Regions from separate parts of the Homo sapiens genome. Here region 2 is linked to region 1. Evidence: chromatin loops called from intact Hi-C (ENCODE). Cell type or tissue: breast epithelium. All regions are shown on one strand. Links, peaks and the distances in the headings refer to the core of each region. The heading gives the core; the rest is flanking DNA.

Region 1 (5,401 bases), core at 315-5,314:
TTTTAATTACTTAGAATATAGAAATATTCTCCATTTGCCCATTTCTCAGAAAGCTATTTTTCAGTGTTTAAGAAACCAAAAGAACAACCTTGTTACATTATAATTTTGTTCATAACCTATACATAATTCCCAGAAAAACAATTCAAGTAATAACAGCAAATATAAAAAGTATAAAATATTTACTTAGTGTAAACTTATATAGTCATCTAAAACCAGTCTGTGTGATTAAACACAGGAAAAAGGAATTAGAACAAACAAGTGCCAGGGGAAATTCTTTGCCTTAGGCGGTCAGTTTCTGTCTTCCTATTTAGGGAGAATGGTATAGTCTTTGAAGTGTTTGCATCTTGGTTTTCATTTTGCATCTCTGTAACCTTGGTTGCCTGGCCTCAATGAATCCCAGTTTCCTCATCAGTACAATGAGAACCAACTCTCCTCCCAGGATCCTTGTAAGGATTAAACGTCATAATCATGTAAAGTTAGTGGTACAGTGCTTGAGTATGTGATAATAACTCAATAAATGTTACCACCCTTTTAGTTGAAGGAAAAAGAAAATGGTTTTTTTTTTTTTTGGAGTGGCTGTTTATATTGATCTTTAAGAAAATGAAAGCAAATACCAATTCAGCTGCTTTATTCTAATCAAGTTAATGAAAATTTTAAGAATTTGGCAGCAAATTAAGTAAACAGTCCTTTATTCTGTTGGCCACACAGAGAAATGGGAGCAGCACAGAATGCCCCCGCAGGAAAGCCAGCTGTCCAATTGTGATGCTCTTGTATTTTATTTTTAAAAGGCTGTCAAAATGCTGCATGCCGAAGGTCCCAGTTTATTTGTGGGATCATGCATTTATGGCTTTGGACTGCATTTGTAAATTTCTTCCCTTCCTACCTTCTCAAAAGTTACTCCCACTTTTGGAATGATATGTATATACCTGATCCGTTTTGTGGAGCTTGGGGAGGTGGGAAAGGGAATGTTTTAATATAATTTTAGTTTTAAGAACAGTAGGAGAAACTCTCATACGTTCTTTATCAGATTCACCAGTTGTTTACATTTTGTCAAGTTTGCTTTATCCTGGTCTGTCTTTTTGTTCATTTGCATGCACAAAAACCTTCTTTCCCAAACCTTTGAGAGTAGGTTGGAGACATGGTGTGTTATGATTCAGCACACAGATACTCTCTTACAAAACCATATTTGTACATTATCAAAAATAAAAATTGTTGTGCACTGATACTATCATCTTATCCATAGTACATATTCAGATTTTATTCACTGGACCAATTATGTCCTCTGTAGCTAACCCCCACCTTTCAGGGTCCAGCCAGGATCATGCATTATATTCATAGTGTCCCCTAAATCTGCTGTTTCTTGCCCTTGACCTTTTGAAAGAGCAGAGGGAATGCCCTTCAATTTGGGTTATTTTATGATTCATCCTGATCGGTTTCAGGTTGTCCATATTTGGCAGGAACACCCCAGAGGGGATATCGGGTCCTTCTTAGTGCATTCAGTTGGGAGGTTTGTCCAATATTGACAAGATTAACTTTGATGGGGCGGCGGGTGGGTAAAAGTGATGTTTGCCAAGTCTCTCCTCTGTAATGTTACAGTTTTACCCTTTGTAATTAGTAAAGTAATTTATAGGAAGATACTTTGAGACGATTGGGACTATGTAAATATCCCATTTCTGATCAAATTTTCACTATTGTTAGCAGGCACTGAAGTTTTTCTAATGCCAACACTCCTGTATTTGTTAGCTGTCATGCTCCTGCTGTGATAATTTACACTTCTCCTTCATCTATTTGTTCATTTATTTATGTCAGTGTGGGTGTATGAATTGTTACTTTATGCAATGAACTGTCACTGTCATTATTTATGTTGATTTTAGAATTGTACCAGATTGACCAGTGAGAGCCCCTTTAAACTGGTTTCTGTGTCCTTTGATTTGTTGCCATTACTCTTGGAACATGTCCTCACTTTCTGGTGCAAGAAGATGTTCGAGCTCACCTTGTTCTTTCTCTGTATGGGCTCTGGAATTGGTCCTGCTTCTTGGAAGCTCCAGGTCCTTAGAGTGGAGATCTGGGAGCCAGTTGTGCCCACTGCTTTTGTCTGTCCTGTCTTCTGGGCCCGCTCAGCACATTTTTGATTCTTCTACAGTGAGTTGCAAAGAAAGGAAAATGGCTCATACAGATACTGCTTTTGTACTGTATTTTTTGAAATAGGTCATTGGTGGGAATTAGGAAGTAATTTTTGCTATTTTGATTTCATTTTTTGAATTATTGTAGTTGATAGTTCTAAGAATTAAACATTACTATTTAGATATTTAAAGTGAGTCCCTCATCCTCTATAAACCCAAACAAAAGATTGACAGTCATTATTTGCAAATTTTGTTGAGGTTCTAACCTAAGTGTTGATACATGGAAAGGCATGAGACACAGCTGAGCACTGAGTTGAGAGCTGGGCAGAAACGTGCATCACATGCTTCTGAGGCCGCCCATCGCCCTGTGAGAACCACTGGTCTAAGAACCCATGGAAATTCCTCAGCACTTCGGTTGGGGTTAGAATTTGCTACTGTCACTCCTGCTCCTTCTCTGGAGGTGCCATGTTTCATGCCTCTGGCCCACTTATTACTTTGGATGCAGCTCAAGTGGGTCGTCTTCTGGGACGCCTCCCTGGATGGCCGCTCCCACGCACACTGGTTCGTCCTTTCTTTGTTCCTCTTCTGCAGCCCGATCTTCTCATCTGACCGTGTGTTTTCAGAGCCGGCTCCTGATGTTACTGCTACTTACCTGAGTGGGGTTTTGGTCTTTTTTTGTGTGTCCAGGATGTAAGGCAGTTTCAGGTACATTATAAATGTTTAAGATATTTAAATACTGTGTTAAAAATGGCAACATGGCTTGCACTCTCTTACTGAAGCATAGCAAAGGAGGAATTAGCAGTGTTCTTACCCCTTTCCCCAGTACTTCTGATGATAAAAGTAGTAGTTGTTTCTGTTGACATTTAGATGATACCAGTAAGTAAGCAAAATTTGGAAAAAGACAAAAAGCATGAATCATTACTAATTCTTCTGGGCATTATTTCCTGCAAAAATTTATTATTGCCTCCTGAAAGTCCTCCTTTCTAGATTTGCAAAATGGGATATTTCACATCCTGTTTTGCTGCTGTTTGAATTGTGTTAAGTGGCAAATCTGCAGTGGTAACTTGTTTGTGGTGAAGACCCATGCAAAGGCAGAGCCTCCACCTTGTGAGTGTCATTCAGGGGAACCCACGTTTTTTAGCCTCTAAGGTCCCGGACAGGAGGATGCCGCTGTTCTGGTCGCTTGATTTCTGGCAGAAGGTGACTTCCTAGGATGATCTCTGGCAGCGCCTGGGAGTGGATGAGTAGCAGAGCTAAGGAGGAGCTGAGAGGGGCCAGATAGAAGCGACTCAGAAGTAGGGTTCCCAGTCTGAACTTGCCCATGAGAAGGGCAGAGCTGCAGGTGGATTTCCAACAGGCCAGTTCTGGGAAGACTAGGCAGGAAGGGAGACTGAGTGTAAATGGCTTTTGACACAGAGGTGGGGGCCACGAGAGATGCACATTCAGGTGCTTGGGGCAGGGGAGGAGCGTGGAGGCGCGGGGCAGGCACCTCATGCCTGCCAAGTTGGCTGGGTGGAGTTTGACCTCATTTGTTTAAAGGTGCTAATGAGTGGTAAAATGGCCAACAGGCAAATAGCAAAAGAGTGAAAGAAAAATAGGGCATACAGAATCCTGATTAATCACTTATTTGATAAGACGTACAGTCTAGCATCTTCCTTTTGGAGGAGAAACAGTTGTGCATGAATACTTGTTTTTAAGAGCTTTGAAATGTCTTAGTGTGGGCAGAATTGATAATTTCCAAGGAGACTACTTTTTAAGCATTCTTAATCATGTGGCCTCTAAACATGGCAAGATAGACCATTGGTCATTAGAGGACATAAATCATTTTGAACACATAAGAATTTCCATACTCATTAATTTATGATTTTTTTAGGGGTATGATGTTAGGGAGTAAAATTAGCAGGTGAGTCAGAAATAATTCACCTTCAGCTAGGAATCAGGATTAGCTCACTCACCCACCCCAGCCAGAAGGGGAATCTGCTTTCTTCAATGTCTTAGGTAACTTCCCTCCCCTAACTTTCAACAGCCTACCCAGGTAGGATCCTGGTCACCTGTTCTGCAGAACTTGCTCAGTGCTACAGAGCAGGTCCTTTGGAGCCACTCTTCCAGGGCAGGGTGGAAGGGCCACTTTTCAGAGCCTGGGGCTGCACCCCTCTGTGAGGGACTGTGTGGCTGGAAGAGCTAGACTTCACACCCTGCCTCATAAGCCACAGCATCTGGAGGTGCCTGGCTTACTTTAGTAATCCTTTACTTTTTAGACTGGTAGATTTGTGCTGTCGAAATTGGAGAATCCTGGGGTATGAGATCCCCTCAGAGGCTCAAGGCTTTGGTTTGTTCCTTCAAAGGTCAGCTAATCTTGCTTTTTAAAGATCTCCCCAGGCCTAGCTAATGTCAGAAAGGTAGACTGTTAAGAGAGAGAGCAAGCACTTGAATAACTGTGCCACGTTCTCACCATACCGTACTAGAAAGTCAAATGCATGTGCTAAGAGAACCCTTTTCTTTCATGAAGCTTGGTAGTTAGGAGGTCTGTCCAACCTGGTCTCTCTAACCTTACGGATTTGGTTTTAATTCTGCCTGTGTAGACCTAGTTCCAGATAGGCAGTATTTTAGATGTAAGTGCTCCCCATGTTTTGCATGCTTACTATTTCATGAGGATAATTCATTGCAGAGAAGAAAGAGAATGTGAGCCTGTTTATTAATATTTTCTTTTACCCCCTCTTCTTTAATCCAGTAGTCTTCAGAGAAAAAAATGAGAAGCCCTAAATGTATTTATATTTAGAAACTTCGTACAGCATGCATATCATTTATTGTCCACATTTTGAGTGAGCTTTATAAAGATTACAGGGATAGGCCCAGCATTGTTGTAGTTAATAGAAACCTGTTCAGTGAGGTCTCTGGACTGTAAGATCAGCAACATTGGCGGTGACAGTGAAGTATGGCCTTATCGAAAGGAGAATTCATAAGAGGCTGCCCTGGGACACTACACCCCTGTCCTTCTGTGTGTCCTGACAATGTTATCTGTCCTCTCAGTATGGAGTATCAAATGTCTGTCATGAGTACAGAAATTAATTTAATGTCACCTGAAGACATGCAATTAATCTTTTAGAGGTTTTCATAATACCTTTACAGAAAGAGTTGCCAGTTTGGCGGATTTGGATTTTGGGGTTTAGAAGAAGATAAGGAAAATTAATTTTTCATCAGGGTTAATACAAGTTAGCAGGGCCACAAAGGCTGAGAAAAATGGTTGGGGAATTTGTCAAGTGTTGTCACTCTAGAAT
Region 2 (5,401 bases), core at 100-5,099, 390 kb before region 1:
AAAGAGCTGAAGGGGGGACCACAGCACCAGTTCCTCCCAACCCCAGCACCTTCTGCTTCTCTGCCCCGTGGCCCTATTTCTATTCCTCCCTCCTTGGGCTCGTTTCATCTTCTCCCTGACCTAAGCCCTCGACCTGGGATTGACAGCTGTGGGTACAGACGGGCATGACTGAGCCCCGCTGGTCTTGCTGAGGTCTAAAGAGAAGAGTGGCTGAGAGCAGCTAGCGTTAGTGACAGGAATTGATCCCCAAGAGTTTCTCTCGTGCAGCATCCCAGCATCTGTGGTTATGATTCCTGCCCCACTTTGGAGGGAAGAGAATAAGACTCAGAGAGGTTGGAGGACAAAGCCACACAGCTAGTAAGCTCTAATTCAGCCTGCTGGGGGCTTAGCCCATGCTCAGAGCCACCATCCAGGCAGGCTCCTAAGTCTTCATTCATGGTTGTTTGCATTGCAAAGCCTTGGAATGAACTACAGCAAAACTCTTTGTTTTTGTAGGGAGCTAAGTTTTCTCGATGTGTAATAAGAATCTCAACTTTTAATCATATTTTGTCCACTTTGGAAGAAATCATCTAATTTGTTATTAAGCAGACACATCTCCTGACTTTTAATTGCAAGATATTAACTAAGCTTTCCTTTTTTTTGATGATTTGGGGACATTTGCTGGAGGGAGCAGTGACAGCCTCACTCCAGCTGTGTTGGTGCCATCCCTTGGGAAGGCAGGAGGTTTCAGGAACAGGAATCGTTGATGGGAACAGGTGTTTAGGCCAAAGAATTCCGAAGAGGTTGGCATTGCTGCCTTCCCAGATAGTGGACGGAAACAGGTGGATGGAGGCCAGGTCACCAGCGGGGATTAAGACTCATGCGATCAAAGCCCAGGAAAGAGGGTAAGTGGGAGCTGAGGCTCGGGCATTAAGACAACATCTGGAGTCTCTCCCGTGTGGGTTATTGGGTGAACGGCATTCAGGGCCAGCTGTGTCCTTTCAGATAAAACTAGAAGATTCAAACCTTCTTTCATTACATCTGCCCTCAGGGACAGGCAGGTTCTGAGGATTAAAGGCAGGGACTCTGCAGCTGGGTGGGTGGCTGGGCCTTCCTTCCGCCTCTCTCTTATCTATGCTTATTTATCCACATTGGATGGGACAGGAGTCTCTGTGAGAGGCAGTGCTGGCCAGTAGTTTTGAGCCAGATGGCGTGGTTACCATTCAAGGGAACGGGTCACCACTTAGCACAGTTAGCAGGCTGTGTGGCCTTGGGGAAGTCACCAAGCCCCTGGGTGCCTCTGTAAGATGAGAAGAAGAAGAGCATCTACCTTTGGGGCTTGCTATGGGGCTGCACTCACAGAGCTGCATGATGCCTGGCGATGCTGTGGGTTATTGTTATTATTATTACTACTACTATTACCTGCCAAGGCTTCCGTCTTTGGGTCTGTGGTTAGGGACCTGATGGTTGATCCTTTAATCCTTTTTTTTTTTTTTTTTTTTTTTTTTAGTTTTGTATAAATTATGTTTCATATCTTTTTATTTCAGAAATAATCATTGCTGGAAATGCTGTTAAATTTTTTGGAACTCTTCTTTTTTTTTTTTTTTTTTTTTTTATTGATCATTCTTGGGTGTTTCTTGCAGAAGGGGATTTGGCAGGGTCATAGGACAATAGTGGAGGGAAGGTCAGCAGATAAACAAGTGAACAAAGGTCTCTGGTTTTCCTAGGCAGAGGACCCTGTGGCCTTCCGCAGTGTTTGTGTCCCTGGGTACTTAAGATTAGGGAGTGGTGATGACTCTTAACGAGCATGCTGCCTTCAAGCATCTGTTTAACAAAGCACATCTTGCACCGCCCTTAATCCATTTAACCCTGAGTGGACACAGCACATGTTTCAGAGAGCATGGGGTTGGGGGTAAGGTCATAGATCAACAGGATCCCAAGGCAGAAGAATTTTTCTTAGTACAGAACAAAATGAAAAGTCTCCCATGTCTACTTCTATCCACACAGACCCGGCAACCATCCGATTTCTCAATTTTTTCCCCACCCTTCCCGCCTTTCTATTCCACAAAGCCGCCATTGTCATCATGGCCCATCCCCAATGAGCCGCTGGGCACACCTCCCAGACGGGGTCGTGGCCGGGCAGAGGGGCTCCTCACTTCCCAGTAGGGGCGGCCGGGCAGAAGCGCCCCTCACCTCCCGGACGGGGCGGCTGGCCGGGCGGGGGGCTGACCCCCGCCACCTCCCTCCCGGACGGGGCGGCTGGCCGGGCAGAGGGGCTCCTCACTTCCCAGTAGGGGCGGCCGGGCAGAGGCGCCCCTCACCTCCCGGACGGGGCGGCTGGCCGGGCGGGGGGCTGACCCCCCCACCTCCCTCCCGGACGGGGCGGCTGGCCGGGCAGAGGGGCTCCTCACTTCCCAGTAGGGGCGGCCGGGCAGAGGCGCCCCTCACCTCCCGGACGGGGCGGCTGGCCGGGCGGGGGGCTGACCCCCCCACCTCCCTCCCGGACGGGGCGGCTGGCCGGGCAGAGGGGCTCCTCACTTCCCAGTAGGGGCGGCCGGGCAGAGGCGCCCCTCACCTCCCGGACGGGGCGGCTGGCCGGGCGGGGGGCTGATCCCCCCACCTCCCTCCCGGACGGGGCGGCTGGCCGGGCGGGGGGCTGACCCCCCACCTCCCTCCCGGACGGGGCGGCTGGCCGGGCAGAGGGGCTCCTCACTTCCCAGTAGGGGCGGCCGGGCAGAGGCGCCCCTCACCTCCCGGACGGGGTGGCTGGCCGGGCGGGGGGCTGATCCCCCCACCTCCCTCCCGGACGGGGCGGCTGGCCGGGCGGGGGGCTGACCCCCCACCTCCCTCCCGGACGAGGCGGCTGGCCGGGCAGAGGGGCTCCTCACTTCCCAGTAGGGGCAGCCGGGCAGAGGCGCCCCTCACCTCCCGGACGGGGCGGCTGGCCAGGCGGGGGGCTGATCCCCCCACCTCCCTCCCGGACGGGGCGGCTGGCCGGGCGGGGGGCTGACCCCCCACCTCCCTCCCGGACGGGGCGGCTGGCCGGGCAGAGGAGTCCTCACTTCCCAGTAGGGGCGGCCGGGTAGAGGCGCCCCTCACCTCCCGGACGGGGCGGCTGGCCAGGCGGGGGGCTGATCCCCCCACCTCCCTCCCGGACGGGGCGGCTGGCCGGGCAGGGGGCTGACCCCCCTCCCCCCTCCCGGACTGGGTGGCTGGCCGGGCGGGGGGCTGACCCCCCCACCTCCCTCCTGGACGGGGCGACTGGCCGGGCAGAGGGGCTCCTCACTTCCCAGTAGGGGCGGCCGGGCAGAGGAGCCCCTCACCTCCCGGACGGGGCGGCTGGCCGGGCGGGGGGCTGACCCCCCCCACCTCCCCCCCGGACGGGGTGGCTGCCGGGCGGAGACGCTCCTCACTTCCCAGACGGGGTGGCTGCTGGACGGAGGGGCTCCTCACTTCTCAGACGGGGTGGTTGCCAGGCAGAGGTGCTCCCCACCTCTCAGACGATGGGCGGCCAGGCAGAGACGCTCCTCACTTTCCAGACGGGGTGGCGGCCGGGCAGAGGCTGCAATCTCGGCTCTTTGGGAGGCCAAGGCAGGCGGCTGGGAGGTGTAGGTTGTAGTGAGCCGAGATCACGCCGCTGCACTCCAGCCTGGGCACCATTGAGCACTGAGTGAACGAGACTCCGTCTGCAATCCCAGCACCTCGGAAGGCCGAGGCTGGCGGATCACTCGCGGTTAGGAGCTGGAGACCAGCCCGGCCAACACAGCGAAACCCCGTCTCCACCAAAAAAAAACGAAAACCAGTCAGGCGTGGCGGCGCGTGCCTGCAATCACAGGCACTCGGCAGGCTGAGGCAGGAGAATCAGGCAGGGAGGTTGCAGTGAGCCGAGATCGCAGCAGTACAGTCCAGCTTCGGCTCGGCATCAGAGGGAGACCGTGGAAGGAGACCGTGGGGAGAGGTAGAGGTAGAGGTAGAGGTAGAGGTTAGAGGTTAGAGGTTAGAGGTTAGAGGTAGAGGTAGAGGTAGAGGTAGAGGTAGAGGTAGAGGTAGAGGTAGACGTAGAGGTATCCTTTAATCTTTCTAGGACAGGTACAGTGGCTCATGCCTGTAATCCCAGCACTTTGGGAGGCCGAGGTGGGAGGATCACTGGAGGCAGGCGGATCACTGGAGCCAAGGAGTTCAAGACCAACCAGGGCAACATAGTGAGACCTTGTCTCTACAAGAAGTTTAAAAAATTAGCCAAGCATGGCGGCGCATGCCTGTAGTCCCAGCTACTTGGGAGGATGAAGCTAGAGGATTGCTTGAGCCCAGAAGGCAGAGGCTGCAGTGAGCAGTGATCACACCACTGCACTCCAGCCTGGGCGACAGAGCAAGCTCCTATCTCAAAAAAAAAAAAAAAAACAGATAATCTTTCTAGGACTTGATTTCCCAGGCTCCATAATGGCAATCTGCGCAGGCAGCTTCTGGCTCTGAGTCTTCCTGTTTCTGTGGTGCCACTGCCAGCACAGGGAGGTCATTCTGTATCATGTCACTTGCTTGGTGTTTTACACCCATGGATGATGAAACAGCAACTGCAGCCTGGAGTGCTGGGAGGCAGAGAGAGTCTCGCTTCCCAGGCCATCTGGCTTACTGTGAAGGCCAGAAGCAGCACAGCCTCTCTTGGTCACCAGGGATCAGGACTCAGGTGGAGAGGGTGGGGCAGGGGCTGGCAGTGGAGACAGGTCCACACTGGGAACCAGCTGTGCCAGGCAGTGTGGCCCTGAAGCCCCTAAGGTGTGTCAAGAGGGGTCTTTCAGGAAATGGTTAGAGAGTGCAGGTGTTGTGTTTCTCTCTGACATGTAAACATATGTCTTTCTAGACAGGCAGGTCTCCCTATACCTGCCTTACGTGGGAAGCACGTCCGCAGGAGAGGTGCCACCCAGTGCCTCCAGCACTGATCAGGCCTTTCTCAGGTGTTGGGCAGGGAGAGGCAGAGCCCAAGAGAAGCCTCAGCAGAACACTAACAGTGGAAAGGAGGCAGTGAGGTGGAAGCAGCTTCTTTGGTACATGCAGAAAGTTCTAGAAAGGCCTTTTGGCTTAGAATCCTAGCTCTATTCACGTGAAGCAGCACTTCGGCATGAGGTGGTGCTTGAGGGCCCCTTGTCTGAGTAAAACGTGGATGTTGTAGCTGGTTTTGGGGGCTGTGGGACTCCCCCATCTGCACACCCCCTACTCAGCCGATGTGGTAAGCATTTAGCCACAGCAAGTGCTTACTTAGTATTTGTTGGTTCCTGATACACAGAAATCTCTGTGATCCAAGCAGTGTTTCTCCCATAGGACTCTACCCTGCCAACCCTCAGCTCGGCTCAGCTCAGCAGCTCGCTAACTGTGAAACTCGGACGGACATCCTGTGATCACTCCAACGCTTTAAAATTCATCAAAG

What was found. Hi-C counts contacts between places; a loop is a spot of excess contacts. Peaks named below come from ENCODE experiments on the same cell type or tissue, not always from the same donor. Only the 100,000 strongest peaks of a DNase experiment are listed, where the experiment ranks them.
Region 2: a loop joins it to region 1, with 21 times the contacts of the local background. A loop is called at or near these places in 3 of 110 quality-filtered maps.

The regions. Positions count from the first base shown.
Region 1 is chr7:155,750,177-155,755,577 of GRCh38, forward strand. All of the region lies in intron 14 of RBM33 (RNA binding motif protein 33), which reads left to right. Among named protein-coding and RNA genes, the nearest start is that of SHH, 60 kb to the right of the region's middle. RefSeq lists enhancers at 2,502-2,731, 4,746-5,401. In breast epithelium, for the core only: no CTCF peak of the experiment used is centred there; no DNase peak of the experiment used is centred there.
Region 2 is chr7:155,364,507-155,369,907 of GRCh38, forward strand. BLACE (B cell acute lymphoblastic leukemia expressed) reads right to left here and starts at 3,427. Exons shown (of 6, transcript NR_103545.1): 1 at 3,303-3,427. It overlaps LOC105375593 (a long non-coding RNA gene), which reads left to right. Exons shown (of 3, transcript XR_928236.4): 2 at 674-884; 3 at 5,296-5,401. In breast epithelium, for the core only: no CTCF peak of the experiment used is centred there; no DNase peak of the experiment used is centred there; H3K27me3 peaks cover 1,273 bases.